Regions from separate parts of the Mus musculus genome. Here region 1 is linked to region 2. The links are chromatin loops, found by intact Hi-C in ENCODE. Cell type or tissue: heart. All regions are shown on one strand. Each heading gives the region's core, and the rest is flanking DNA. Links, peaks and the distances in the headings are about the cores only.

Region 1 (15,258 bases), core at 4,839-7,338, 1.1 Mb before region 2:
CTCACCCACCCTTCTTTGCTCTGTTCTATTACCTGTAACATTTGAATCTGAAAAGTCAGTCTTCCACATGCTTTGGGATTTCTTCTTAGCTTTGTTTGTTTGTTTTTAAAGACAAGGTTTCTCTGTGTAGCCTTGGCTGTCCTGGAACTCACTCTGTAGACCAGGCTGGCCTCGAACTCAGAAATCCACCTGCCTCTGCCTCCCAAGTGCTGGGATTAAAGGCGTGCGCCACCATTGCCTGGCTCTTCTTAGCTTTTTTTGTTTTGAAAAACATCACCGAAACAAAGCCCATGGGAAGATTAAGAGAAAAACAGACAGACAGACAGACAGACAGACAGACAGACAGACAGAAGTTGGCAACAGCTGGGATATCTCCAGGAAAATGATTAAGAATAAGGAGATAATAAACCTGGAAAGAGGATTATGTGTGTGTATGTGCATGTGTGCACACATATGTGACTAACTTCTACAGTTTATTTTCCTTTAGTGGCAATAGCTGTATGTGGCTATTGGCTGCCACATCAGAATTATTAGTCCTGATTATCACAGAGCAGAAATGATTATGGGGTCAGTGTGATTTGATGTTCTGATTTTATTTTTAAATTAAAAAAATGGGAATATTGAGTGTAGTGAAATCCCTTTTGTTCATTTAAAATGTTGGCTCTACTTCTAAAATGCTGCAAAATCCAAACAATACTGGGAAACTTTTGGTGGGATAAACTGTGACTTGCGACCATCTGCGGCTGCCTTCTACCATGGATTCAAGGGCAGCCGAGGGCTAGCCTGGCCTAACTCATCTATTTCATGAAAGCACTGATGTTGGTGAGAATCAGAGGGTACAGTTGCCCTGAAGGGTATGTCAGTTTATTTGCACCAATGAGAGATGGTTGGTTAAATGTTTGTCCCGGCAAAGTGTATGTACATCCTGCCCCACGCTGTCCTGTTCTGTCTCATTATCCTATGGAAGTGCACAGCAGCTGGAGTTCAGCCTGAACCTTCCGGAAAGGAGAAAGAGTACACACATACCAAGGCACAGCCAGGGAACAGCCAGAGGCCCGGAGCTGTTTGCCCATTCTTTATGACAGCCACTAAATCATATGACTATTTAAATACCATTTCAAAAATCAAAACTTCATTTCATCGTCCACCTTAGTCATGTTTCAAGCACCCGGTCCTGATGCTACAGATGCAAGGTACATCCTCCGATTCAGAACACTTCACAGACAAACTAGGGCACGGGCACGAGGGGAGAGAAGGCAAAAGGAAGGAAGCAGGGGGCGGGGTGTAGGGTGGAGATAGTCGGGGCCTTTGAGGTCATGGAGGAACTGGGGTATTGTGTTAGGAAATCTGAGCTTGATGTAGAAGATTGGATTCTTAGGAGGTCCCTGTTGTTTGGTGGAGAATGTAAGGCCTGCAGCCCTTCCAATTGATTGGAAGCTAGGAACTGCTGACGAACTCTGGCAGGCTAGGCAAGAGGTGGGTCAGGTGTTAGTCGTCGTGTATAATAGCGCCACCTACAGAGCAGCTGCTCAGAGCAGCAGCCAGAGAAACTGACTTTTCACAGTGGTTAAATAAGCTGGAAGAGCCGGGCGTGGTGGCACACGCCTTTAATCCCAGCACTGGAGAGGCAGAGGCAGGCGGATTTCTGAGTTCAAGGCCAGCCTGGTCTACAAAGTGAGCCCCAGGACAGCCAGGGCTATAAAGAGAAACCCTGTCTCGGAAAAAAAAAAAAAAAAAAAAAAAAACCCGCTGGAAGATTAAAAATGTAAAGATGTGTGTGTGTGTGTGTGTGTGTGTGTGTGTGTGTGTGTGAGTGTGTGAGTGTGAGTGTGTATATGAGGTCAGTTCTCATCTCCCACCTTGTTTTAGACAGAGTCTCCTGCATCCTTTATGTACCAGGCTTGCAAGCGTCCAGGGATTTTGCTGCCTCTGTCTCCTATCTAAGTGTAAATGATGCACTGGGGTTAAATACACAGGCCAGTACTCTCAGATTTACATGGGTTCAATGTTAGGAAAAATATCAGCTCAGGACCCTCAAGACCAAGTTCTCAGCACAGAGGACATTTATTTACTCTTGAGGGACAGAGGTAGGAATAAGAGACAAATACAGGGGATAGAGGATGAGGGAGAAGGGGAGGGAAAAGGGGGCAGGGGTATTTGTCTCTGAAGGCAAATACAAATACAAAGGACTGCCTCTGGGTAGAATGGAGAGAGATGTGGCACATAGGAAAATGGCAATTTATAAGTGTACAAGGGGAGACCCCATGTTATGACTCTGGCCAGAGTCCCTACATTCTGGAGATCAGAACTCACGGCTTCATGCTTACAACTGCAGTTCTTTACCCATGAAGCCGTCTTCTCAGGGCCCAAATGGTCATTTTAATTCATGACTATTGAATTCTAAGTCCCGGACCATTTTTTCTTTTCTTAAACAATACCTACTCCCTGGAAGCAACAACAAGAACAAGCAATGGAGAACGAGAGTCTCCGGGTGGAGGAGTGGGGTGGGATGGAAGCAGAACACTGAGCCCCATCATGCATTGGTCCCAAACCACCCCAAATGTCGTGTCTGGCCTAGAGACAGGTCAGCCAGCACACTTGCTCCTGTTAACCCTGGGTGGGGGTGATTTAAATGCAGATGATATACCGGACTTACAGGAGGGTAGATTCACTTAAGAGAATGTAACATAAGCCAGTATTTGATGGCCAAATTAGTTCTCTTTTGGACCATCACCCTATATCCCCACATCCAATAAATCCCATTCCCAACTAGTATTCCCTCTTTTTTTAAGGTGGCAAGGATTGCACTTCAGAGCACACTTTAGGTTCGCTCCCAGCTCCCCTTAGTCAAAATAAAAGGCGGGTGGTTGGGTTCAAGGCTAGGACTCTGCCTGGATATCGTCTTCTGTACATCACGATATTATCTGTGTGAGCTTTCATACACATGTGTGTGCCTTTGAGGGATTTTTCAGACAGCCTGGGAATCTCAACTAATAATGTATAATAGATTTCCTTGACTAGCAGGGTAATTCCCTAATGAAAAGAGTCACACTTTACCTCAAACTATTCAGAGTCATGAAAAGAAATTGAGGCTCTGCTGCTTTGAAATTCTCAAGTCTCTAGACACGAGTGTAGTTTTTACCCCTTTATTTTGGTTTGGTTGTTTTCTAACAAAGTATTTTAAAATTCCTTAAAATCTCATTTTTTTTTCCTCATTGGCCAACTTTTATTTTATATAATTTCAAACTTACAGGAAAGTTGCTAAATCCTTACCCACCCTTCAACTGTGGTGGACATCTAGACACATTTGCTTGCTTGCTTTAAAAGAATCCTTTTTGGGGATGTTATGTGTATGAGTGTTTTGCCTGTATGTGTGGTGTGTGTGTGTGTGTGTGTGTGTGTGTGTGTATGTGTGTGTGTGTGTGTGTTGAGAGAGAGAGAGAGAGAGAGAGAGAGAGAGAGAGAGAGAGAGAGAGAGACCGGTGCCCACAGATGCCAAAAGAGGATGCCAGATCCCTTGCAACTGGAGTCACAGGTGCTTCTGGACCCCACGTGGGTGCTGGGAATTGAACCTGGGTTCTCTGCAAGAGCAGCCAGTGCTCATAGCCACAAGCCGTTTCTCCAGTTCTCATATTTGCTTTCTGTTTCTCAACAAAACATACAGAACCTTTTGAGAATAAGTACAAACATAATGTCCCTTTGTCCCTAGTATGTCTGTGAACATTGACTAACACACTATGTGTCCCTTAGGGTCCCCACTTGTATTACAGAACTGTCATAGTCCTGTGATCTTCTTTGCTTAGACTGCTTTCTGATACTTTTATAACTTGCACAACATTAACATTTTTTTGAAGAAAAAAAACCCCAGTGCCGAAATGCAAATCAAAACAACCCTGAGATTCCACCTCACACCAGTGAGAATGGCTAAGATCAAAAATTCAGGTGACAGCAGATGCTGGCGAGGATGTGGAGAAAGAGGAACACTCCTCCATTGTTGGTGGGATTGCAGGCTTGTACAACCACTCTGGAAATCAGTCTGGCGGTTCCTCAGAAAATTGGACATAGTACTACCGGAGGATCCAGCAATACCTCTCCTGGGCATATATCCAGAAGAAGCCCCAACTGGTAAGAAGGACACATGCTCCACTATGTTCATAGCAGCCTTATTTATAATAGCCAGAAACTGGAAAGAACCCAGATGCCCCTCAACAGAGGAATGGATACAGAAAATGTGGTACATCTACACAATGGAGTACTACTCAGCTATTAAAAAGAATGAATTTATGAAATTCCTAGCCAAATGGATGGACCTGGAGAGCATCATCCTGAGTGAGGTAACACAATCACAAAGGAACTCACACAATATGTACTCACTGATAAGTGGATACTAGCCCAAAACCTAGGATACCCACGATATAAGATACAATTTCCTAAACACATGAAACTCAAGAAAAATGAAGACTGAAGTGTGGACACTATGCCCCTCCTTAGAAGTGGGAACAAAACACCCATGGAAGGAGTTACAGAAACAAAGTTTGGAGCTGAGATGAAAGGATGGACCATGTAGAGACTGCCATATCCAGGGATCCACCCCATAATCAGCATCCAAACGCTGACACCATTGCATATACTAGCAAGATTTTATCGAAAGGACCCAGATGTAGCTGTCTCTTGTGAGACTATGCCGGGGCCTAGCAAACACAGAAGTGGATGCTCACAGTCAGCTAATGGATGGATCACAGGGCTCCCAATGGAGGAGCTAGAGAAAGTACCCAAGGAGCTAAAGGGATCTTCAACCCTATAGGTGGAACAACATTATGAACTAACCAGTACCCCTGAGCTCTTGACTCTAGCTGCATATGTATCAAAAGATGGCCTAGTCGGCCATCACTGGAAAGAGAGGCCCATTGGACACGCAGACTTTGTGTGCCCCGGTACAGGGGAACGCCAGGGCCAAAGGGGGGGAGTGGGTGGGTAGGGGAGTGGGGGTGGGTGGGTAAGGGGGACTTTTGTTATAGCATTGGAAATGTAAATGAGCTAAATACCTAATAAAAAATGGAAAAAAAAAAAAAACCCCAGTGCCAATAGACAACTTCCCAATTGAAACTCCATTTTCTTTCTTTCTTTCTTTCTTTCTTTCTTTCTTTCTTTCTTTCTTTCTTTCTTTCTTTCTTTCTTTCTTCCTTCCTTCCTTCCTTCCTTCCTTCCTTTCTCTCTCTCTCTCTCTCTCTCTCTTATTTTCTCTCTCTCTCTCTTTCTTTCTTTCCCTTTTTTCTTTTTTTCTTTCTTTTTTTTGGATAGGCAGGGTTATATTTCAGGACATTTCTCTGGTTCACACTACACTTCCTTTATTCAAAATTAAGCGTGATAGTTGGGGTTAAGGCAAGGGCTCGGCCTGGATACAGGTTGTGTAAAGGTTCAGAGGGCTCGCTTTGTGGCTCAGAGGCAGAGCAATAGCCTCACATGCATGGCACCCTAGTCCAATCTCCACTGCAGCAAATTAGGAAGCTTTAGATATACTCTGTAATTAATGTAGAACTGTAATCTACGTCTGACACTTCAGATACAGATGATGTCATCTATACCTGAGTCAGCTCATGAAATCTAAGACTCTGGATGATGTAAGAATTAATTAATAAAAAATGGGAGTATAGGGAAGGTTCCCTTTTTATGTTAAAATCCTAATGAGTAAAATTAGAGTAAAAAATGACAGCATTAGGTTACTATTTTGCAACTGTTACTTCATTGAGGTTTCAAGCAAAAACATCAGCTTTGCAAACTCGAACATTGTTACTCCATGAATCCCTTATTAATTAGAAGAGAATTCACAGCAGCTTTCTAAGATGGAATCTTGGTGGTCAGGACCACTGTAACCAAACACTCAATATAACCAGTGCCATGACAAGCCTTTGTCATGTGCCTTTTGCTATGATTTGAATATATATATATATATATATATATATATATATATATATATTCTTCAGCATATAATCCTATATGTGGGATTACTGTTCAAGTATATCTCATAACCATAGCAGACAAACTCAAACTAGGGAACAGTGTACAAAAGAATATTTCTGCTTTCATGGTAAGCCTGATTAAATCAAAGGTCTTCTAGACAGGTGCACTACCAAAGATTACCACTAGATGTCACCATGGTCCTGCAGTTTGTTCAGTTTTCCAACTGCCTTTGTGGGTGCATCCGTTGTTCTTGGATTCTTAAAGCAGATACATTTAAGCAATTCTAACACACACAGACTTGGAAAGACCTACAAATTAAGTAAGGTTAGAGGTAATGGAGGTGGAGAACGAAGTTTTAGATTAAGTTTGTGTCTACCATTTCATACTGTGGACTGGGTGATTCCTGCTGACCCCCAGGCCCTGGTTTCCTTATGTGTAAAATGATTAGGGTAAGCTTTAAGGTAGGGATTAGGGTAGCCTTTAAGCTGATATTTTCTGATTGAAAGTGTTTCAGTGTTCTTACGAGAAATTTTTCTCTGGACCACTCTGGACCCATTACTGTTTACTCTGTCAGCCTGCCCCTCCCTCTGCCCCACACCCCCTTATTTTTTTTTAAATTAGATATTTTCTTTATTTAAATTTCAAATGTTATCCCCTTTCCTGGTTTCCTCTCCCAAAACATCCTCTCCCCCTCCCCCCTCCCCCTGCTCACCAACCCACCCACTCCTGCTTCCTGGCCCTGGCATTCCCCTATACTGGGGCATAGAGCCTTTACAGGACCAAGGGCCTATCCTCCCATTGATGACCGACCAGGCCATCCTCTGCTACATATGCAACTAGGGCCATGAGTCCCACCATGTGTTTTCTTTGATTGGTGGTTTAATCCCAGGGAGCTCTGGGGGTACTGGTTAATTCATATTGTTGCTCCTTCTATGAGGCTGCAAAACACTTCAGCTCCTTGGGTACTTTCTCAAGCTCCTTCATTGAGGACCCTGTGCTCCGTCCAATGGATGACTGTGAGCATCCACTTCTGTATTTGTCAGGCACTGGCAAAGCCTCACAGCAGACAGCTATATCAGGCTCCTATCAGCAAGCTCTTGTTGGCTTCCACAATAGTGTCTGGGTTTGGTGATTGTATATGGGATGGACCTCCAGGCCCACACCCCCTTATTTATCTCATTTGTGTTTATCTCTGTTTATGTAAATGGAAGTAAAGAGATCTCAATAATGTTACAATCACAAATGTAAACCTTTTCCCTTGCATAAGTAGAAGGTACCCAGAGGGAATAACTTAGAGACTGTAGATATGATCCAGTGGATCAGCCAGGCAAGAGGACTGGCTGCCAGTAATTCCAGAACCCGGGACGTAAAGATCCCCTTGGCAAGTTGGCTAGTGAGACTAGCCAGAATTGGAGACCTTTAGGGTTAAAGAGAGACCCTGCCTCCGTAAGTAAGGGGGGATTGATTGAAGAAGACATTTGCCTTCAACTCTGGACTACCACATTCATGCGCACACACATGCACACATGCACCACCATACATGTGCAGCCACACATATGTGACCATGAAAATATAAACACATACTGGCTCCACACATATGTATAAATACACACCCCTCCATATATATATTAGAGTGGGGTAATTAAATCTGACCTAGGTACTATGTGCTGAAGGTCAGGGCCTGGCACTTGCTGTGTTTTTGTCCTGTGTTTAGAGTTACAGAGTATTAAAGAATACTTACAGACAGACTAACCCTGAGACTTTCCTTAGGCAGATGGCAAGAAAGTGGAGACTGAAGATCTTTCTCTTAGGACAGTTCAGGATCACTGAATACTGTAGCCACAAGACAGATCACAGCGCTGCATACACCAATCACAGTGCTGCATACTCTGATTAGCGTTCTATGTGCTGATGGCAGTGTGTTATTCACTGATCACAATACTTCATGTATTCATTACAGCGCTTTATACTCCAATCACAGTGCTTCATACATTGATCACAGCATGCCACATGCTTATCTCAGAGCTTATACACCATCGCAGACCACATCAAGGCTTCACTGAATTGTCCTTCCCAGTTCTCTTGTCTTCCTCCTTCCCTCCCCCTCCTTCCTCACCTAACTCCTTTTTTTCCTCCCCTCCACTCCTTCTTTCCTCCATAATTTTCAGTGTTTTTGGTATATATGGGAAGATGTGATTAGAAGCAGTACATTATTAATCATGTCCCTCCATCTCTACTCAATCCATATTTTGCTTTAGTTTGGTATCCGTCTTGGTGTTGTGTTGCTTTGATTTCCTTTCATGGTTATGGTGATGTGTGTTTGTCATCCGTCTTCTGCTATTTAAAGTGCCCACTCCTCTGTCTACACAGAAGATATATAGCCCTCGCTGTCAGTGTCAAGCAATTATACGCCACCAAATGGCCTGTGATTTGGCATCTCCTCCTGATAAAGGCTTACGACAGATAGGACGAAGCAGAGGTCAGGAGTTCCGCTGAGTACAACCTGAGGAGATTCTTCAAATTGCTTGACTTTCATTCGAGTCCCCCAGGACACCATCAGAAAACTGGTCCCCCTCGATTCTGGTTGCAAAGCTTTTCTTCTTGAGTCTTCAGAGAGATTCTGAGTGAAGGTTTGGGAGGCCGAGCCACCGAATTGCACTCTTAACCCCCAACATCGGCTCAGCCCTTTCCAGCCTTGAGTAATTGGTTATAGTTACTCATTTGCTGGCCACAATTAGCATAGCAAATTATTGGAGCAGAGACAATTTCTTAGCTACCCCAGGTTACTAAATAATTTAAAGAGGGGGAAGACAATGGATTCCCATCAAATATGCTGTGTTTTCTTTATGCCATTAAGAAACACCATTCTAAGGTAAGAAATGTGATACAGCAATGATTTTCTGGTTTTATAAAAGTGACTTTTTAAAACCCGTATTCTCTCCCAGCCCGATGGGTTTAGCAAAGCTGAGAGGAGGGTCTTCCTGTTCAACAAAACAGCATGTTTTCCCTCTAGCTAGAGATATAAAGAAATGGGGGCTTCTTTGCAGAAGAAATTTTCTGCAAAACGGTTGATTGTAAATGAGCAAGAACGTTTTCCTATCTTGAATTCCACACTCAATCCACTCTCCTTCATGTCCTGAATTAGGTGGAGAGCCCCAAGTTTCCCCCGCCCCCAGCCTCATCGCCAAATTTACACGTGCAGGAGTAGATACCAGGGTTCATCCGAGGCACTGAACATGGAAATAAAAATGTAAGCCCAGTGGTAGGTAGGCAGAAACAGGAGAATCTGTGTGAGTTCAAAGGCATCCTGGGGCCACATAATGAGTTTCAGATCAACTTGGGGGTACAGCGTGAGGCCTCATCCCACAAAAAAACCAAGCCAAGCCAAACCAAGCCAAGCCAAGCCAAGCCAAGCCAAACCAAACCAAACCAAACCAAACCAAACCAAAACAAAACAAAACAAAACAAAACAAACCAAACCAAAACAAAACAAAAACCACCAAGACCAGGGCTGAAGAGATGACTCATTCATTGGTTAAGGTCGCCTGTTGCTCTTGTAGAGAACAGAGTTCTGTTCCCAGCACTGAGAAAGTGGTTCATAGCCACCATTATTGCTGGCCTCTGAAGGCACATAGACACACAGGAACACACACACACACACACGCATGCACACACACACATATGCACACACATGCACACATATGCACACACATGTACACAGTGTACACAGACAGGCACACACTGGTACACACACATATAAATGAATAATAAAATAAATCTTGAAAAATCCATTCCCTAACAGAAGTGTTTTCTAGCAGAAAACATATTAAGCTCTTATGAAGAATTCTTCAGGCTTCCTTGGGTCCAGTTTGTTACTGAAGAGGAGCCATGTTAAGACTTCACGACCCTCCTTGTATTCCTGGTTCCTACCCCTGCCCAACACCTTGACTCCAGCAATTCGTTATGGATGGACATCGTCTTCATAGGGGACAGCCTTCCTGGCAACACCCCTTGCAGGGGTCCTCTGAACATCACTGTAAGTTCTACTGAGCTTGTTTGTGGAATCCCGTCTCTGCCAGCCTGCCTGCTCACACTGTGGAGCCCTGCAGGGTCTCTGCAGTGCATCTGTGTCGATGGCTTCTGAGGAGGAAGATTAGATTTGTCTTTATCCGAGAACCTCAGCACTGATGGAGAGTCTAAAGGTCCCATCATCATCTCATTGCGGGCCAGTTCCCTGCCATATCGGCTTGCTGTGTTGCAAGGAACAGAAACCAGCCTTGAGCCGGTGAACTGGGAAGGGTATCAGTGTTATGGAGGAAATTAAATAGCTACAAACCAGACTGAGGAGCTCAAGCCCCAGAGAGAGCTGGACAATTACTCATGCCAGCCCTCCAACAGGATATTTATGGACTTTAAACCCACCAGGCAATTCTCTGGGCAGCACACCAACATTTCACACCCTCAGGCAAAAATGCTATGCTAGGTGACTTGGGGTGGTCCCCAAATCCTACAGTCAGTCAGATTACCCCTCCCCTCCCCCATAGAAACAGCGAGGTTGCCATAGAAGCACCCACTTTGCCCAGTCTTCCCAACCACACCCTGCTGCAGAGAGGTGTTTTAAGGCTGGGGTTGGGAGCCGGGATCTGTGTGGCCCATCTTAGGTCAGACGACTTCAGCCGGAGGCATTATGCTGACAGCAAAGATTAGCATGAGAGGAATACCAACTCGAGTGATAGGGACTGTGTGCACTCTTCAGGGGCTCTGGACAAGTTCTGGCAGTTGCAAAGCCATCTTTCCCTGAGGAGAATTTAGCTTCCCGTGTTTTTTGTTTGTTTGTTTGTTTTCTCTGATGGTTAGTCCTTGCTCCATATTCCAAAGGGCATTACAAGGGGGATCCTCTGGGGGTTCTTAAGTCAGCATGCCAATTTCTGCTTCCTCTTTCAGGGGTTCCAGGATCTGATTCGCTATTTTCTCTGCTTGGGATGCTCTCATCCCAGTCTTTACATACAATGATTTGGGCATCTTCAGAGATGAAGAAGAAACTAGAGTTCTGGCTTCAGAAGGAGACTCTGCCTCAATATACAAAGGGAAGAGCCATTGAAGAATTCACCCATTATCGCTCTCTGGTTTCTACATCCACAGTGCTCCCCATACATTAAAAAAAAAAAACAAAATAGAATAAATTACCTTTTACTGTGAGGTGTTTATGTTTTGTGTATCCATATACTAAGCTACAAATGAGAATAGAAACCTCTGACTTCTTATTTCTTTTGATAACTGTCTGGAATTGTGCACTTTTCACTAGAGTCAGCGGTAAATATGAATTAAACAAACAAATGAGTGCTATGCTCCACTGAGCACTCTATTGCAATATTCAGTATACATGCAAGGACATCACATGTGTAATTGCTTAGGGAGTTGAGATAGGGTCTCATTCTGTAGCCCAGATTTTCCTGGAACTCACCATGTAGCCAAGGCTAGCCTTCAACTTGGGGGTGATTCTCCGGCCTTAGCATCCAAACTCCTGGGGAGACAGTCACAAACCATCATGCCAGACCCTGTGTGTGTTGTTTTCCTGTTTAAATGATTCTGAGATGAACATTTGTTAATGACCACCCAAGGCAAGAAACAGGATAGTGATGGGATCCCAGGCCCTGACCTTGCCGTTTTTTGCATCTCTTTCCAGACATGATCCCTTCTGCAGCCGTAATTGCTGTCTTCCGTTGTGGAATATATACTAGCTTGTTTTGCTCATATTACCATGGGTTTACTCATCCTCAAACCACAGGGCTTGGTCTTTTCCTGTCCCTAGAAACAGATACAAATGGAAATGGAATTATACAATATGTGTTTTCCACACCTTAATTATTTCACTTGACATTGGTTTTGATTGTTCCCCCCACCCCGACTGCCGGCATGCTGCAACAAGAAGTCTGATAAATCATTTATTCAAAAAGGGACAGACTAGTAAGCCAGGTGTGGTGGTGCAGGCTACATACAGTCCCCAGTGCTTGGAAGGTTGAGGCAGGAAGATCATGACTTCAAGGCTAAACAGCTAACTCTACCCCCTGCCCTCAACTTTAACAGCAAACAAACAATACAATGGCAAAGTCACTATTAAACTGTTTAGAACTTGAAAATTAAGGGTCCTGAAAAACCAGGGCATGAAAACCAGTTCTTGTTGCTGCTGCCCAGATGTCGTCCTTGACACAGTATGTTACTGGGTAAGTGGGAATCTTGGTGACACAGGGGCAGGGATGGCTGATGATCCTCTAGCTTGAGCTTATGGCTCTGTTTTGTGGAAGCAGCAGACTAGCTGAGGGGTGTTCAGATGGGAGACAGTAGACGGCTGAGAACACTTGCTAACGTAGCCAGTGTTGTCTGAAGACTGTGTTCAAGTGCAGCAGTGGTGAGATTGATCCCCAATGACTCCCACATATCCAGCTAAAGAACCCACGCAGAAGAAACCCAAGAAATCCAGCAGGAATAGAAGTGGAAGCCAAATGTCCTGAGCGTTGCACATAGACCTCTGCCTGGTAAAATGGTAGAAGCAGCGAGCCAAGTGAAAATTCTAAAACTGAAAGATAAACCAGAAGGACAATGCAATGGTTTCAAGGTGGCAGAAGAAAGAGCTAGAAGACAACTAGTACAAATTACCTGGTCTAAAGGTGGAAAGAAGGAAAGAGAAACAGCTATTCTTAGCAGCTCATGGGAAGGAAAGCAGAAGGACCAACAGATGTTTGGTGCAGAAGGATCAGCAGACTTGCTGTGCAGAAGGACCAATGGACTTGTGGCACAGAAGGACCGATGGACCTGTGGCACAGAAGGACTGATGGACCTGTGGTGCAGAAGGCCCCACGGGCCTGTGATGGAGTCTTGGATGGAGCTGGAAACAAGAAAGTGGGGTGGGAACTTTTGAAGAAATATTGATTCTATCTTCCCCAAGGTTCTTCAAATTCTTGAAGATATATTAATATCCATCCAGAGAGCTGTGAGGATCCAAATTATATAGCTAAAGTTAACAAAAATTCCCTTATGGGGGTAGAGAGAGTCCTCAGTGGCTAAGAGCACTTGCCGCTCTTGTAGAAGATCTAGGTTCTGTTTCCAGCACCCAATCAGGCAGCTTATAACCACCTGTAAGTCCAGCTGTAGGGGCTCTGATGACCTCTTCTGACTTCTGTGGGCACTGCAGTCACGTGATTCACTTACAGCGCTCGCACGAACACACACACTTATACACAATATCAACCTTTAAAGATATATATACATATATATATATATTCAGGATCAATGTGTTTAAAATATAGTAAGAAAATATCCTCCAAAGCCTCAAGAACAACACAAAGGCACGTGCACACAAACAGACACACAATCCTGAAGGAAAAAAAAAAAACCAACCCTCTAAACACAGAATGCTTTAGAAAGTAGACTTATTCAAAACTGAACACAACGATGTCCCACAGATTGGCAAGGCCAGACAATATTTACCAGTACTCAACCGACATGGGAATACACGAGAAGAGCCGTCTGCCTGAGAGTAAGTGGCCCCACATGACAACTCCAGTCCAGGCTGAATGCCGAGCATCAGAGATGTGAGCATGCAAGGAAATACAAGTCTTTGAAAACAGATGTTTCTCACTTTGCCTTGATTTATTTTAAAGACCCAAGATTATATGAGGACACACTTATAACACCATATTACAGAGTTTATAACATACATGTAGTACCAAATACATAGCAGCAGAGAAAGAGGAGGTTAGCAGGACTCAGTCGAGAAATGCTTGTGTATTTTAATCACATTAAGTCAATATTATTCTGGAGTAGACTGTGATGAGTTAGGAAGATACTGAAATTTCTTATACAATCAGTAGTAAAATATCTAAACAAAATGCAGTAAAAAGGGAAAGAAACAGGGGACCAATGAGGTGGCTTATCAGGTAAAGGTTCTTGCTGCTAAGCTTGGGGACCTAAGATTCATCCTTGGAACATATGCAAAAGTGAAAAGAGAGAACCACTTAGCTATCTTCGGACTTCCACATGCACACTGTGACCTGTGCCCCTGTGTTATATTCAACAAAATGTTTTTCGAAGAAATAGACTAATGATAGTAACACATTGGAAATATTTTAGCTCTAAAGGAGGCAGTATATAAGGATCAGAAGAATTTAAGAAACAAATAGAAATGACATTGACAATGGCAGGAACAAACCAATTACATTAAATGTGATTGGACTAAATACCCTTCTTGAAGAGCAGAGACGGTAGGGCTGAGTAAAAAAAGCAAAATCCAATGATGTTATCTATAAGAGACCTCTATAAGATTCAAGCGCACAATTAGGTTTGAAGAAGAGGTTGGAGAATATATATCATGCAACCCGCATCTCCAAGAGGGCTGGAATGAATTCTACTTTAACATCAAACAAAATAATCTTTAAGGAATTTTACCAGAGACAAAGGATCTTTGGAAAAACAATAATAGAGACTACATAAGGAAGATATATCACTTATGTATCTCTATGCTACCAAAGTGGAGCCCTAGAACACACAAAGCAGAATCTGAAAACATTAAAAGAAGTAGATGCACAGGAAGAATACATTGAGATCTTGATGCACCACACTTAATAATTGACAAAACAGCTAGGCAGAAAATTAAGCAGAACACTAAAAGCTCAGCGCCATAATTAATCAATACAACTTAACTATAGGACAAAAATAAATAAAATAAACCATGAAGTTTCAAGTTTCTCGTTCACATGGGACATTGTCCAAGATAGATCACCCAAAAGCCAGCTCTCCATACATTCAGGAAGATTGCAGTCATACAAAGTTTGCTCTCTCACCGCAACAAAATTAAATGAAGGGCCCACCACAGTAAGGATTCTGGGAAAACCTCAAATATTTGGAAATAAAAACCACCCCCGAATAACTTATGAGTCAAGGAAGAAATCTCAGGGGAAATACAAAACTACATTTGGAACTGAATGAGAAAAAGATCAGAGTTCATGGGACAGGATGAATAAGCACAAGCAAGGAGTACTTTCTGTTTTGTAAGAGAAGAAAGGCCTGGGATCAATAGCTCTTTCCTTAGGACACCATCATCAGGAGGTAAAGAATAAATATTAGAGCAGAGATCAATGGGATAGCCTTGGCATCCCACAGAGAAAGTTCATCAAACCAAAGATGGTTCTTTTGAAGGTATCGACAAACTGATTATGTCTTTTGCAAAGCCTGATGAAGAAATAAGGCAAGAAACAAACTGTCAAAAATCTGGAATGAGGGCTAGGGCATGAGCTCAGC
Region 2 (15,258 bases), core at 6,982-9,481:
TCTTTCCCCCAAAATAACCAAGATGAATGATTTGTGACACAGTCACAGTCATTCTGTGACACAGGACAAAGAATTTCAGTGTAACTGAGTTGACCATGGTGGATAAAAATGTTCGGCAACTGTAAGATTGTGGTAAAAAAATTAACTGATCAGGGGCTGGAGAGAAGGTTTAAGAGTAGGTTCTGTTCTTTGGAGGATCCGAGTTGGTGTCTAGCACCCACATCAGGCAGTTCACTGCTATCATTCCAGCTCCAAGGAATCCGACATCCTATTTGACCTCTGAGGGCACTGCATGCACATACAGAAACACACACATACTTAATAAATAAACTAAGTAAAATAATTAAATCTTTTTTAAGAAAACCTAATAATCATGGTGGGAGTCGGGGGAGATGTTCCACATCTGAGCCATCCAAGACCCAGAAAGGATTTCAGCTATGTCAAAGACTGATGGTCAAATGAAACGTTGGTCAGGCTCCTAGAGGAGAGAGAGTCTGGGGAGGATGACAGGATGCTCCAAGAGAGGAAACTTCTGTGCTCACTGCACAACTCAAAGTCCAAAAAGGAAGCAGAGATGCATCAGGCCAAAAACAATTCTGCATGAAAGAAGATTCCAGAAAAAGAGCCAAAGATAAATAGCAAGCTAAAAGAAAATCAGTTGTAATGAATACTCTAGACCAAAATCTACTTTATTCATATGCAAAGACCTGTTATAAATCAATGAGAAAAAAAATCCAACTACACAAGGGAAAGTAGACGAGGTCATGGACCCCTCACGAGTAGCGAGGACAGCTTTGCAGAAAAGCTGTATTTAATCTGCTTAGAAGAGAAACAAACATTCAAAACCACATAGAAAGTTTACCTTTTACTTGTTAGACTGACAAGATTTTTTTTTAAATTGTGTTATCTTGTATTAAAGTGGGAAAAAAAAGATTTGCAAGGTTTATCAATGGGAATCTGCATTGGTTTAACCTCTGAGAAAAGCAAGTCAACATTACTTAGCAAAATTAAAATGCACACTTCATTTAGCTCAACAACTAAAGCTCCAGTGGTCTATGCTGAAATGTACCTGCTTGTGTGTATGACAGCCAGCAGTCGTATTGGCTACTGTTTACTGAAGCACAAAACTACAGTGACCTGAATACCCAGCATCAGAGATTTGGTTCAAACAATTATGGTAAGTTCTATGAGAGGACCTAACAGGAAGTTTCTAATATCAAGGATGTTTCTCTGTATGAGTGGGTAATTAAAACTCAAAACACACATATGAATCGTCCATGTTAGCCCAATGACATGCAAATAGCATGGTCATATATGATCATGGATTCACAGAATATTTCTGCCAGGAGGATTCTACAATGGTGATTGCTCAAAGGAAAAGAAGTAGGCTTCTGGGGATTGAGAGAAAGAGATCGAGATGTATATTTTATTTTATTAGGTATTCATGTATTTATTTGGGTGCTAGAGGAAAACTTGCGGCAGTCGGTCCTCTCTTTCTACCCTATGGGTAATGAGGATGGGACGCTGGCATTCGGGCTTGGCAGCCAGCAAGCTTACCCACTGAGCCATCTCACAGTCCCTAAAACTTCCAACAAAGTATAACACTCACACTTGGAGTAAGGCACTGGGGATAGCCATGGTGCCTTTGAATGGGAACCGAATACCTTCTTGGTTGAGAGGCCCGGATGAGGGCCAGTGAGAACCTCCAGCATTGTGAGAATCAAAGGGATGTCTATTGATTAGCTGTATGAAGAAAACTCCTGGAGAAAGGGGGCTGAGAGCAGAGCTGAGAGCCTGGAGGTATGGGGAGCCATCTGCAGTGCTAAATTTAAAGCCCACTGGGAACCCAAAATAGTAGATCCCAAACAGCTTTCTAAAGTCACAGAGATGAGCTTTCCTTTGCTGAGGGTCTGTGCCCGTCCCCAAGGCCTCCCCTTTTTTTCTTGTAAACTCTGCACATTTTCTCAAGAGCCTGAGAGATTCGAGAACATTTTTGCATTGTGTTTTCATGTAATTTTAAAAGGGAAAAAAATGAATTCTAGCAGCCAAAAGAACATCCTGTGTGGTAGCAATCTGCGGTGGAAAGTATTGTTAAGGAAGACAGGATTGCCCTCTTTGCAACCAAGAGAACCTCGTTTCCTTCAAAATGGTGTGTGCATGGCGTGATCTAAGAAAGCTAGGGCTTCAAGCATTGTCTTCTCAGAAAGTGGGGTAAGATATGAACGGTGCCTTCATCTCCCAGCAATGTCTTAGCACTGGTGACAACCACACAAGCATGGGAAGCAGAGTATTAGCTATCAATCTAACAGATGTGTGTGTACTTTGTCAGAAGCCAGTAGGATCACCATGAAGCTGAGCTGCACCCACTAGGACCCCTCCATCCTACACACAGCTAGCACAGTGTAACTGCCACAGGGCTTACCAGTGTCCCAATGGCCCAGCCTCTGACACCTGCCCATCTCTTTATAAACCCCACCCACTGTTTGCCCTAGAAGCCCCACTCATCTCCTAAACCTCACATGGTATGGTACATCACTCTGATCAGAGTGATGACCACATCACCATAAACTGAACTTGTTTGTCATTCACCAACCAGCGTTGCCCCTGTCTTTTCAAACAGGGTATTGAAGTCCTATAGGTAAAGTCTAGAGAAATGGCAATGCATAATAACCTCTATCATTATCGCCTTCTACAAAGGCACTGATAAACATATTCTTTCTTTTGATTCAAATTATATATAGTTAGACAAACTAAAGAGAAATAATTATAGACTTCTATCCTGAAAAGGAGCCCAAGTCCCAGAAAAGGGTTGTGTCTGTATTTAAGTCTAGTAACTGAATTTATGGCTCCATAATACAGTCTTTGTCCCTTGTTCCATTATTCATTTTGAGAGCCTGGAGTTACCTGCATTTAGCTATAGTTCAAAAATTATAAAACTTGAAAATTCTATATATAAGCTGCAATTTTGAAATTATAGGTCAGTGAGATGGCTCCACGGGTAAAGGTGCCCTCCACCAAATGTGATAACCTAAGTTCAATGTCCAGGACATGCATGGTGAAAGGAGAGGAACAACTTCAACAAGTTGTCATTTGACCTCTCTACTTGTGCAAGTACGCACACACCATAGATAGATAGATAGATAGATAGATAGATAGATAGATAGATAGATAGACAGACAGACAGATAGACAAATGTGAGATCATGTGTCATCTAAAGTAGTATAATGAAACCTTACACCATTGTATTTTGTCCTGCTTGGCCTACGACTTGCCTCTGTGCCAAGTGTATGCACACTATACATGCTACCCACCCATTAGTCATTTAGCTGCTATGTGGGTTATCAAAGAGGCTGCTTTCACTAAAATGATGCCAAAGCAAGAGGTGAGAGATATTGGCAGTACACCAATGTCAGAAAGTTGTGGAGTTCTTCCTTTCCTTGAGAGAGTTAAAGTACAATAAAATGTTTTAATGGAAAGAACATATTCACAATTTCTAGTATAAATTGCTGTCAGGGGTGTTTTCATTGTTTTCAATCCCTTATGCTGCCTTATTTATAATTAAATGTTATCTCGTGTATCTGAGTACAGAAAAAACAGGCAGGCACACACAGTTCAGTACTATCCACAGTTTCAAACAGCCCCTGCAAGTCTGGGAATGTATTTCCAACAGACAGAGTGTCTACTGTAAGCTCTAGCCTTCTCTGTCCCATGATGGTATGGGGGTCACATGATTTTTCCTAAAATTATTCTTAAAAATTGTCCCTTTTTTTCTTGTGAGGCTGTGTGTTTGTTTGTGTATGTATATATAGCATGTGTGTGTGTATATATATATAGCATGTCTGTGTGTGTGTTTGTGTGTGTGTGTGTGTGTGTATAGTGTGTGTGTGTGTGTGTGTGTGTGTGTGTGTGTGTAGCATGTGGAGGCCAGAGGTTGATGCTAGACATGTCTCTCATTGTTCACTGCTTTATTTTTGAGACAGGGTCTCTCACTAAACCCATAGCTCATAAATTTGGGCCCAGAGTTCTTCCTGTGTCTACTTTTCCAGTTCTGTGGTATCAAATTGAGGTCTTCATGTTCTCAGCAATGCTTTGTCAACTAAGTCATCTGCCAAACATTTTCTCCTTTATTATTTTTTACATTTATCTTTCTATCTATCTATCTATCTATCTATCTATCTATCTATCTATCTATTGGGATATGCCATGGTGAACATTAGGGGTCAGAGGACAACTTGCAGATGTCAATTCTCTCCTTCCGCCGTGAGAGTTCTAAGGATCAGATTCACTTTCTCTAGGCTTGGTGGCGAGCACCTTTGCCCACTTACCCATCACGCTAGCCCTCTCTTCTTATAAAAATATATTTTAGCATTAATTTTCAAAGGCTTGGTTCCTTAAACTATGAGCTGTGGTCCCACTGTGAAAATACTTGGTAGTCAGGCTGGTAAGATGGCTCAGTGGGTAGAGGCATTTGCTGGCAAGCCTGACAACCTGGGTTCAATTCTTGGGATCTATAGGTGGAAAAAGAAAATAGATTTGTTCCCATTGTTCTCTACCTCTTTCCCCAACACACACCACACTCAAAATAAATTGTTTAAATTTTTTTTAATTGGTAAAAAGTTCCCAAATGCTGGGACCAAAAAAATATTAATTTAAAATCAAATGTGTTATGAATCCTGGATGTTTCCCCACAGTCTACCTCCATGTTGTGTCATGAGACATCACTGCTGTATTGGCTCTAAACACATAGTATGCCCACTGGGTGCTGCATACACACTGTGTGCTGCATATACTGTCTTACCACAATGCCAATGAAATCTGCCTAACACGCATATGTGAAACAATGAAATGTCATAAATTGTTATGTTTTTACTGTGTAGATGTTTGTCCTGTATTTACAGAAATATAATTGTTTATTGCAGAAAACAAAGATGTTATAACTTCCTCCTGGCCTTTCTTGGCATTTAAGTATCAAATTAATGTACCTTTGGATTGTGTTAGAATGCTTAATTTTTTAAATGCTGTTTGATTTTTTTTGTAATTTGATGAAAATGTCCCCCATAAACTTGCATTATTTGAATATTTGACTTTCACCTGGTGACACTATTTAGGAGGCTTAGGAGACATGGCTTTGTTGGAGGAAATACATCACTTGGAGCCAGGGCAGACTTTGAGAGTTTAAAGACTCCAGGTTACTGTCTGTTTTGGGCATCTAGTACAAGATGTGAGCTCAGAGCACGCTGCTCCAGCCACCATGCCTGCCTGCTGTCTCCACCCTGCCATAGACGGAAACCTCTGGAATCACAAGTAAATCAACTCTTTCTTCCATGAGTTGCCTTGATATGGCGGTGTCTTATTTTAGTTCACAGAAAAGTAACTAATGTAGCATTGGAGACTTGAACTTATAAGTACTTGTTAAGTGAATTAGGGTCGAGATTAGGGCAGACATTCCATCCATTTCTGCCCTTTGGACTACGTATTTATCAAAGGAGCACTTTGGCACTGGTTATTATAAAATTAAAATATCAATCAGCTCTTTTAAAATGGTGAAAATGTTCTAAGTCTTGTAGTAGCAAATATTCAGCCAAGATCTAATTCTCCTCTATGTAATTTAATTCTCTATGAAATTTAATTCTCTAGAGAGAAAGCTCAGAGGTGAGAGTGTATACTCTGCTTTTATAGAGGACATGAGTTCAGTTCCCAGTGCCCACCTCAGGCTGCTCACCGAGTGTAGCTCCTGGAAATCCAATGCCTCTGAGCTCCATAGCACTGTACTCAGCGCATGTATATGTGTGTTCATGCATACACACATACACACTTAAAAATAAGTATTTAAAAATTAGTAAAACCATGAATAATAAAAAGCCCTATTTATTTTCACTAGGGTGCAAATTTGCTTTGAACTTTAACGGGGAAATTGTGTAGTAAATAAATGCTTTAAGACTAATTTCTTCATGACTTGTTATCAGTCAGTGTTTGATTCATAGACCTATTTCTGATACCTGGAGATCTATTAAAATGTCTTGACCAACAAAGGGGGGTGGGGGGCTACAAGCTGATCAAGGTTGGGAAGCAACCTAAAGAAATAAGTAAGCCAGGCAGTGGTGGCCCACGCCTTTAATCCCAGCACTTGGGAGGCAGAGACAGGCAGATTTCTGAGTTTGAGGCCAGCCTGGTCTACAGAGTGAGTTCTAGGACAGCCAAAGAGCTATACAGAGAAACCCTGTCTCGAAAAACCAAAAAAGAAAAAAGAAAAGAGAAGAGAAGAGAAGAGAAGAGAAGAGAAGAGAAGAGAAGAGAAGAGAAGAGAAGAGAGACGGACAGAACACCTGGGACTTGCCTTTCCACCGTGTATCCAAGCTGCAATTTCAGAGTTACTTTGTAGCAGGTGGGCATCTGGTGAATATTTGCTAATGAATGAATTCTACTACACCCCTACACACTAAGTTTCAGTTTCATACTGACATTATCTATTTTTTTTTCTCCGAAAGCATCTGTTTTCCTAGCTTGGGTTCTATTGTTGTGCTAAGCACCATGACCACAAGCAATCAGCAAAGGGTTTATTTCTGCTTATGGATCCCAGGCCGTAGTCCACTGAAGACAGCCATGGCAAGAACTCAAGAGAGGAATGTAAAGACAGCAACTGAAGCAAAAGCCACGGAAGAACATTGCCTACTTGCTTGCTCTCCACAACTTGCTAGACCTGCTTTCTTATACAGCCCAGGACCATGAGTCCAGGGGTGTCGTCAGCCACAATGAGCTGGGCCCTCTCATGCCAATCAGGAATCAAGAAAATGTTCTATAGAGACTTGCCGTAGTCAATCTAATAAGACCTTTTTGTGTCTAGTTAACAACAACAACAAAAGCCAACCAGGATATCAATGAGGCCCAACAACAACTGTCTCTGAAATCTGCTTTCTGGGCTGGAGAGACGGATCATCATTTAAAGGGCATGACTCGCAAAAGGTCCCAGATCAGCTCTCAGCACCCAGGTCAGGTGACTCACAAGCACCTGCAACTGCAGCACCTAGGGACCTGAGATCACTAGCCTCTTCAGGAATCTGTACTCACATGTAGTGCGCACGAGCACACATACACACACAATTTAATTAAAAATAAAATATTATTTTTAAATCTACCTTCTAGCAACACACACACACACACACACACACACACACACACCAAAACTAGGACAATGAGCCCAAAACCAATGTAAGATTACTTCCAAGAAAACCAACTGTTCCCCGGTTGCACATTGGCTGTGGATGTTGCTGTTTCTCTCCCCTTTACTCTCTATTCAGGAAGCTATTTCAGGTGACACCATTATCATCTATGGAATTCAATAAAGCGACCTGCTCCCCCCTCCTGCCCCACCTTTACTTTCTACAATCCATCTTACAGCGGGAGACCATTATCCACTCAAACAACGTTCAGTTTCATCTGCATTACCACTTCAAGAAAACGCGCAAAGGACTCACACAAATGGGCGTGTAGTAAATTTAGTCTGTTAATAGGTTCATTCTTTATTAGGTATTTATTTCGGGAGGCGAAGTCCTAATTAGATCAAGTGGAAGCACTAAAAAGCTGTGGGAACCCACAGAGATTCTAGAATTCGATGGATTTGGTGTAGGTCTCGGGTTTTCTTTTTATTTTCTTTCTTCAGTTGGCTGGAGAAATGCACGCAGCAATTTCAGGCCCTCAGATGAGAGTTGGAAGTGAAAAAAACAAAAAAACAAAAAAACAACAAAAAAAAATACGTAAGGACCATTTGTGTGAAGAAATAGCATTTGTCTTTCTTCTAAAGTTATCGTGGGCCTGGAATCCAGGGGAAAGTAGCTCCGGAGCCAAGGGTGAGCGCAATTTACTGCGGCAGAGGAATCTAACAAAGGCGGTGGTCTAGATGTTTGGCCTGAAGGCACAATTCAATTTTCAGCTGTTGCAAAGCTATTATGTCAAAGGCTGTTTGCATAAACATAATGTTGTTGCCTGGGTAATATCAGCCAGGCAGGAGTGGAAACATCTGCCCTCTACTGCCCAAAGTAGGAATAGCAGCCTGACTCCCTCACCACCTCAAATTGCTGATATATATTAAGTATATAGACACATAGCCCCGAAATGGCGGACCATCGCCGGAACTTTCTGAAATTTTTCCCCTGCTGGCTTTCAAACCGGAAATGGTTATTTGGTTTTGTTTCAGTGGACTGAGGATGTGAGGAGCTGGATGACGATGTGGGAATCTGTAAGAAAGCCATTTCCTTTCTGAGAGTTTGTAAAAACAATCCCCTCACGCTCTCATCTGCCCACCCACACATACACATATGTGTTTTTTTATCATCACATTGATATTTAATATGTTTCTACTGTAGGAAGGAAAAATAGGCAGTGACTCACAGAGGGGAAAAAAATCAATACATTTCAGTCAGAATAGGCTAGAAATATCACCATTTAAAAAGAAGTTTAATGTTTATGAGAGCCAGAGTGGAACAGGATGTCTTCTCAGTTTCACACAGAAATGTCCGTGTTTCCTCGGGCTTCGCCTCTCTTTGTCCTCTTCTGGGGGTGAGGATTGGGGGGCGGGAACCTTGGCTAAGTGGCGCAGTCAACATTTTACACTCTTAGAGAAGAGTGTGTAATGCTTGGATGTTCGTCCCAAACACAGATGGGGCTTGGTGAGACATGACAAGGCCACTCTGGTCAAGGGTTTTCAGATGGGATGCTGCTGGAGGAGTGGGGCCCCAGACCAAGAGGAAGGGCAAGGGCAAGCAGGAGGAAGAGGTGTTGAGAGAACACTCGTGTGAAGCCAGCACGTCACATCGGTCCAGAAACAGGTGTGGAGGAGAGCACACAGCCAGTGACATTAATCCCAATTGCCAAGAGCCAATCCCCAGGTGGACCCTAACTTCTTTATCCTGAGGTGTGTCTAAAGGCTTTATCCCCAAATGTCCAAAGTTGGCTCACTATTGGACACAAGTTATACCCTGGTATCTAGTAAGGTCATTGCATAAAAACTGAACAGCTGGGGCTAGGGAAGTAGAGTCAGTCAGTAAAGTACTTACCGTGCAAACATGAAGACCTGAGGTCAGATCTCCAGAACCCATATGAAAACCTGGGTACAGCAGCCCATACCTGTAACCCAAGCAGTGCACTCAGTGAGATTCAGGTTCAAGGTAAGAACCTGTCCCAAAAATAAGGTGGAGAACAATTGAAGAAAACATGCACACACATGCACAAATACACACAGAGAGAGAGACAGACACATTACAAATAGAATATTATGTTTACCCTGTAAATAGAAGTAGAATATACATTCTGCCTGGAGTGTGCAGGCAGAATTTACAACATAATGGATTCATGGGTCAGTGAAAGAGATCATTGTCCATCAGATAAGGCAGTCCAGCTAACTCAAAAACAGATTCCTTTCAAATGTTAGGGGCTGGAGAGGTTCACATTAGGCAGAGGTCATATACTTTTTATGTTTTACAAGCAGAGGAAGAGTTAAGCGTCACTCAACAATGTATGACTTGCCAGTGATGGCTTGGATCCTTAGCAGATAACACGTTTACGTTCCGTGACAAAGCAAGTTTGGGTTCAAATCTTAGAAGTTCTAGTGGCCACCTGTGTGACACTGTGACTTCATCTTGCTGTGCTTGGACGTCTACCCTGTGGGGTCACTTGAGAGGATTAGGCAAGAAAACCCAGTATATCTGAGGCACTTTAAACAGTGCCTGGAGTTGAGTGAATGACCTATAAGTGCTGAATGAAATCCACATTGAGTACCCACAATACAAAGAAGAGGCTCAGGTGGCTCCATGTGTACCATCCATCGCAGCTTGAAGATGAATCATGCACCTATCTCCTTCTAGGTGTTTGAGACCAGAACGTTTCTCAGAGGCTCTAGTCTAGCAAAGCGTAAGCTAAATCTGTACATCTGCTGGCGTTTATTAGCAAAGCCTTGGTATTAGGATTCTGCAGAACTCCACTGTGTGGGAAAAGATAAATAGATTGCAGAAGGCAAAGGCTTCTCTGGTTTCTTCCCACATTCCCAGTGGTTTGGCTCACCCACCCACACAGGAACAGAAATCCAGGGCTTTGGTGACCTCACGTCTTCTCAGTTAGTATATTAAAGGATGGAAAGGAAGGATGGAATGGTAATTAGGGAGATGACATTTGGAGTCAGGAAAAATTGGACTTAAATTCCGCCTCCACCCTTTCCTTACATATGATACTGGCTGAGAAGGTTAGACTTTCTAGCCTTCTTTTTTTTATTATTGATAAATGGACTATATGATATTGTTTTCCTACCATCTCCTATGTTGGAAGAATAAAATAAGATAATAAAAATGTTCATAATGTAATAGAACTACAAGGACTGAAGATGGAATTCAGTGGTACAGTATTTGTGTATCATATGCAAGGCCTTGTGTCCAATGCCCAAAACCAATAAATACACAAATAGATAAATAAATCCTAGTGCTTACTGAGTGCAGACTGTGTAGCAATCATTCTATAGAATTCTCATGCTTCATAACAGCCTAGCCCAAATATTCCATTAGTCCCATTGAACAGATGATGTTTGGGATAACTGAGTCATTTGCTGATGTCGCACAATTTCAAATCGCAGCAGATTGAGGATGGGGCACAGTGTCCCTGCCATTGCTTTTGTGTCATAGACTCCTCAGTGATTCTGACTGTTGCGGGGGGGGGGGGGGTTGACCTGCTTAATTTGTGAGTAAAACTAAGCAAGATGAGACACTATTCCCACCTTCACAGAGCATTTAGCTTTATTGTTTAGACAAGATGTGGGCACTTGGTGACTTATCTGACTTCCAAAAGCCCCGTTTCCACTCTCCAATGTTAACATTATTTGCCACCAAAACATTAGTTAGAAACGCCAAAGAGAATCCAACCTGATTGGAGTTAGAGGGGAAATTATACACTGCCCCCTCGAGTAACCACTTGCCGTAGACACTTGATGTTTTCTGCCTGACATCCAGACACCCTTCTGTACTTATCAGCATTACAGCTTTGCCCTGGGGCCTCCAACTCTCAGTCAATTTGCTTTAAAGAGAATTGACTCCAGTCCAGGCTGTGATAGGAGAGTGTAGAGAAGGGAACTAATTTTGATTTAAGCTTAGCCAGTCAAACAAGGAATTCTCTAGTCTTAGCAATCTGTTAGATCAGAACCTCGAAGGTCTGTCTGAGACTGACTGGTAAGAGCACGCCATCGTGATTTCTCTTGGGTTTGTACCAGGAAGTGCCAATGATCAGCTTTGACACTACAGGATAAACCAAGGCAGGCAGTGAGCGGCATTGGCTGGAGTCAGTGTGGAGAGCAGCTGACAGGGCTTGGTCCAGATACTGACCAGGGCAGCTGCCTAAGGCAGCCAGAGATTAGAGAAGAGAAAGGAAATCAAATGCACACACAGGGAATGGTTGAAGCACAAAACAAGTTCCAGCAACTTCACACATTCACACATACATACATACATACATACATACATACATAGGTTGTACATCATTCAAGAGCCTCAAAGACCAACCAGGAGCCGACTCTGATGTAATCACAGAAGGTCTCTATTTCAGCTCAGGCTCAGGCTCCCTGACATCCAACCCTGACATAACAGGATGGGAAGGTGGAGCAGCTCCGAACCCTCAGCAGCAGGACAAGGTTTTCATAGGAAATGGTGAGCAAGTGAGAGGGTGTCTATCCTAGCAAGCATCTAACTGAATGACTATTGGTAGCCAACAGGTGGGTGCTCTGAAGCGAAACTATGAACAATCACAAATGGTCTGAAAGTACATATGAAACAACCAGACTTATCTTGATGGGCTGTTGTTAGAAGATACCTAGGGAGTAACTCTGGGGTATGGGCCGAGGACCAGCCATGGGGTTCTCTCTGGTACTTGGGTGTAGCTTGGATTCAGCTGAAGGTCAGATTTTCAGGCTCTTTTTCTTTTAAGATGGAGTCTGGTCCCAAGATGGAGTAGGTTTGGCCTCTCAATACATGCATGTGTACTGGCTAGTTTTGTGTCATCTTGACACAGCTGGAGTTATCACAGAGAAAGGAGCTTCAGTTGAGGAAATGCCTCCATGAGATCCAGCTGTAAGGCATTTTCTCAATTAGTGATCAAGGGGGAAAGGCCCCTTGTAGGTGGGACCATCTCTGGGCTGGTAGTCTTGTTCTATAAGAGAGCAGGCTGAGCAAGCCAGGGGAAGCAAGCCAGTAATGAACATCCCTCCATGGCCTCTGCATCAGCTCTTTCTTTCTGACCTGCTTGAGTTCCAGTCCTGACTTCCTTGGTGATGAACAGCAGTATGGAAGTGTATGTCGAATAAACCCTTTCCTCCCCAACTTATTTCTTGGTCATGATGTTTGTGCAGAAATAGAAACCCCGACTAAGACATGCATACATGCAGACCTTCAGACAAACAGACATATACATATTCACACATTGAATGACTGGAGCAAAGCAAGCAGGCTCCAAGCATATCATGCAACCGTGTGTGTGTGTGTGTGTGTGTGTGTGTGTGTGTGTGTGTTTGTGTGTGTATGCGTATATACATACATACATACATACATACATACATTCACACAGTTCGTGGGTGGAAGGAACAATGTTCCAACAACTTTATTTTTTCTATTTTTTTCTCCCATAGCTTAAATATCCCAGCAACTCTTTCAAGCAGTATAAAATTACAATGTGGTTATGTTTTAGTTTTCTTCTAATGAATGACTATGAAAAAACAGTATATTCCTCAATACCTTTACAAGAAATAACATTATGTAGCACCGGTAAGGGAAAACTTATTCCCAAGAACCCACGTACATATGTAACTAAGCAACTTGTTATAGATTAACAAAGTGTAAGCAAGCAAGGGAGTTTTCTCAGCCACTTTCTCTTCCTGACAGGCAGCAATTTGCAGTTACAAAGAAAGGATTTATTATTTTATTATTTATCTTTAAAAGTAATCTTGTATGAATCTTAAAAGAGTCACAAATATAAACTTTCATTTAAAAAATCAGTTATATCTACTTCAAATCCTCTGAATGCATATCTACTCATCAGCAATTCTTAACAAATCATAAATGGAAGCTGAGGGCAAAACTGGGTATAAGAAATCAATCATCACCAGTCTGGCCTCAGTGAGAGTCACTCAGTGCTGCCATTGTTCTTGTTCCCTGGCCTTTAAAACCTCCCTAGCTGAACTATTAAGAGTGTGCCTTTCTGGACTTCAGATTGTTCCCTACGATTTCCTACATCAGAGCCAGTAGCAAAAGTATCTTGACCTAGCTTCACTAACAATTTTATTTTTCCAAATGTTTTCTAAGGGTGGAGATCATAGCTGACAATCTACATTTCTAAGTTCTTTCCAAGGGTAGTGATTGAATCATTAATCTGCTCCAACAGCAATGCCCGAGAGAGATCAAGCATTAGTATTATGAGTGCCAGAAATGCTGCCCAGTGCGGGTCTCGAAGCCCCCTTAGAGTTTTCCTACAATTCTTAGATTAAGAGGGATGTAAGGACAGCAACCAGAGCAGAACTCCATAACAGCATAAAGTCCTCAGGACTCGTGGTCCCCAGGGTCGTGCCACATTAAGTCACACTCGTCGTGGCTGTGTTAACCTGTGGGCTGCATTCCAAGAGTTCTACAGTCCTCAGCAAGGAAGGAGTTTCCAGGATGTTCTAATTTCCTTTCTGTTGCAGTGAAAACGCACTCTAGCCAAAAGCAGTTTGGGGGAATAAAAGATCTATTTGGCTTACACATTCAGGGCGCAGTCCATCATTGAAGAAAGTCAGGGCAGAAACTCAATCCAAAGCTTGAAGGAGAAACTGTGAAGGAACATAGCTTGCTCACAGGCACATGTTTGGCTAACTCTTACCCAACCCAGGACCACTTGCCTAGTGATGGTGCCAATGCCCTGCATCAAAATAACAGTCCAGACAATCCCCCGACAGACATGCCTACAGACCAAAGTGATAGACAGTTACTCAATTGAAATGCCTCTCTGCTGAACTTAGCATGCATCAAGATGACATCATAAGGATCCTGGGAATAAAGCCAGTATGACGAGGAGCAGATATGATAAATGCAAGGAAACCAAGTCCTTGTGACATTTATTTAGCCGGTGGCCACAACACTCATGAAGCTTACGATGGAAGAAAGAAAAATGTCCGACATTCCATGCAAGCCCCTTCTTTGTCCAATCTGGTCTTCATTAGAGACGTGCCCTTTTCAGCCAAATTGAGCACTTGTATTAATACCAGCAGTTACCAATAATATTTGGTCTTCTCCACTTCTCATACCTGAGAAACATCTCACCCAGAGTTGTCAGTGTTCTCCAAATAAAAGAATCAACAAACGCGTACAGCAAAGCCTGGGAATGAACCGAACAAACCCCACAAACTTAACTCCAACCACTCATGAGGCATAATGTTGACTTCAGAACCAGTGGGCATCAATTCCTTCTCTGTCCATTCTATGACATCACTCAGGATCAAGACTCGATGAGCAAGATGCACCAAAAGTAAGATAATTTATTAGTCCCTCAGCAACTAAGTTGAGAAAAGCAAATGCTAAAACATCTTCCTCTGTAGGATAGGAGGACCCTTGAGAAATTCACCTCATGTTTTTCCTTCTAGTCTTTTTCTCTTCCCTTTCTCCCACCCCATGTATTCAATACCAAGCTCTGCGTTTTCTTGCCCAAGTAACTGCAGAATTAATTCTTCTCTGGACTTTGTCTTTAAACACCTACACTGGTAATGGAAACTGTTAGCAAGCATGTGGCTATTTCATTTTGGACGCACCAGAATCATTTCAAATATTTGAACCAGCGTTTGACCCATGGGAGATTACTCATAAAAATCTGGAAATTTTTTTCTTAAAAAATTAGAAGATCCAACAACACAAAGCAGCATGGGTGGTAAAACCCAGAAGTGGCACGCCCCTCTCGTCAGACCAAATGTCCTCTGGTACACTGAGTTCTTACATAACGGCATGGCTCACTCCTCCCTGAACTCCACTGCCATCTGAGTTTGCCATGGTGGGCCTTACCCTATGGAGGACAGGATGCCAGGAGTCCTGAAGAAATGGGTGTAGATAGTAAAATTGCTCTAATAAAAGCAAGAAGAGAAAGTCTCAAAAGATTAAGAATGTCTTGAAGACAGAGAGAAGATAAGAGGCCTTTGGAGCCAATGAGAGCAGAAGCCCAAGCAGGCTCCCAGAGATGTTACAACTTGAGACAAGAATATCTATGGAG

The links. A loop is a pair of places that touch in the nucleus more often than their neighbours do. Peaks named below come from ENCODE experiments on the same cell type or tissue, not always from the same donor. Only the 100,000 strongest peaks of a DNase experiment are listed, where the experiment ranks them.
Region 1: it touches region 2 in a loop (6-fold over the local background); 7 of 42 quality-filtered maps call a loop at or near these places.

The regions. Positions count from the first base shown.
Region 1 is chr11:44,580,071-44,595,328 of GRCm38, forward strand. 4930597A21Rik (RIKEN cDNA 4930597A21 gene) reads left to right here and starts at 6,247. Exons shown (of 4, transcript NR_126460.1): 1 at 6,247-6,280; 2 at 7,232-7,407; 3 at 9,764-9,997; 4 at 10,906-11,159. It overlaps Gm39815 (a long non-coding RNA gene), which reads right to left. Exons shown (of 3, transcript XR_879811.3): 2 at 11,621-11,769; 3 at 11,029-11,485. In heart, for the core only: a CTCF peak has its summit at 6,147 (motif pointing right); no DNase peak of the experiment used is centred there.
Region 2 is chr11:45,670,860-45,686,117 of GRCm38, forward strand. All of the region lies in intron 3 of Gm39816 (a long non-coding RNA gene), which reads right to left. Among named protein-coding and RNA genes, the nearest start is that of Gm35282, 25 kb to the right of the region's middle. In heart, for the core only: a CTCF peak has its summit at 8,032 (motif pointing left); a DNase peak (open chromatin) is centred at 8,042; H3K27ac peaks cover 496 bases.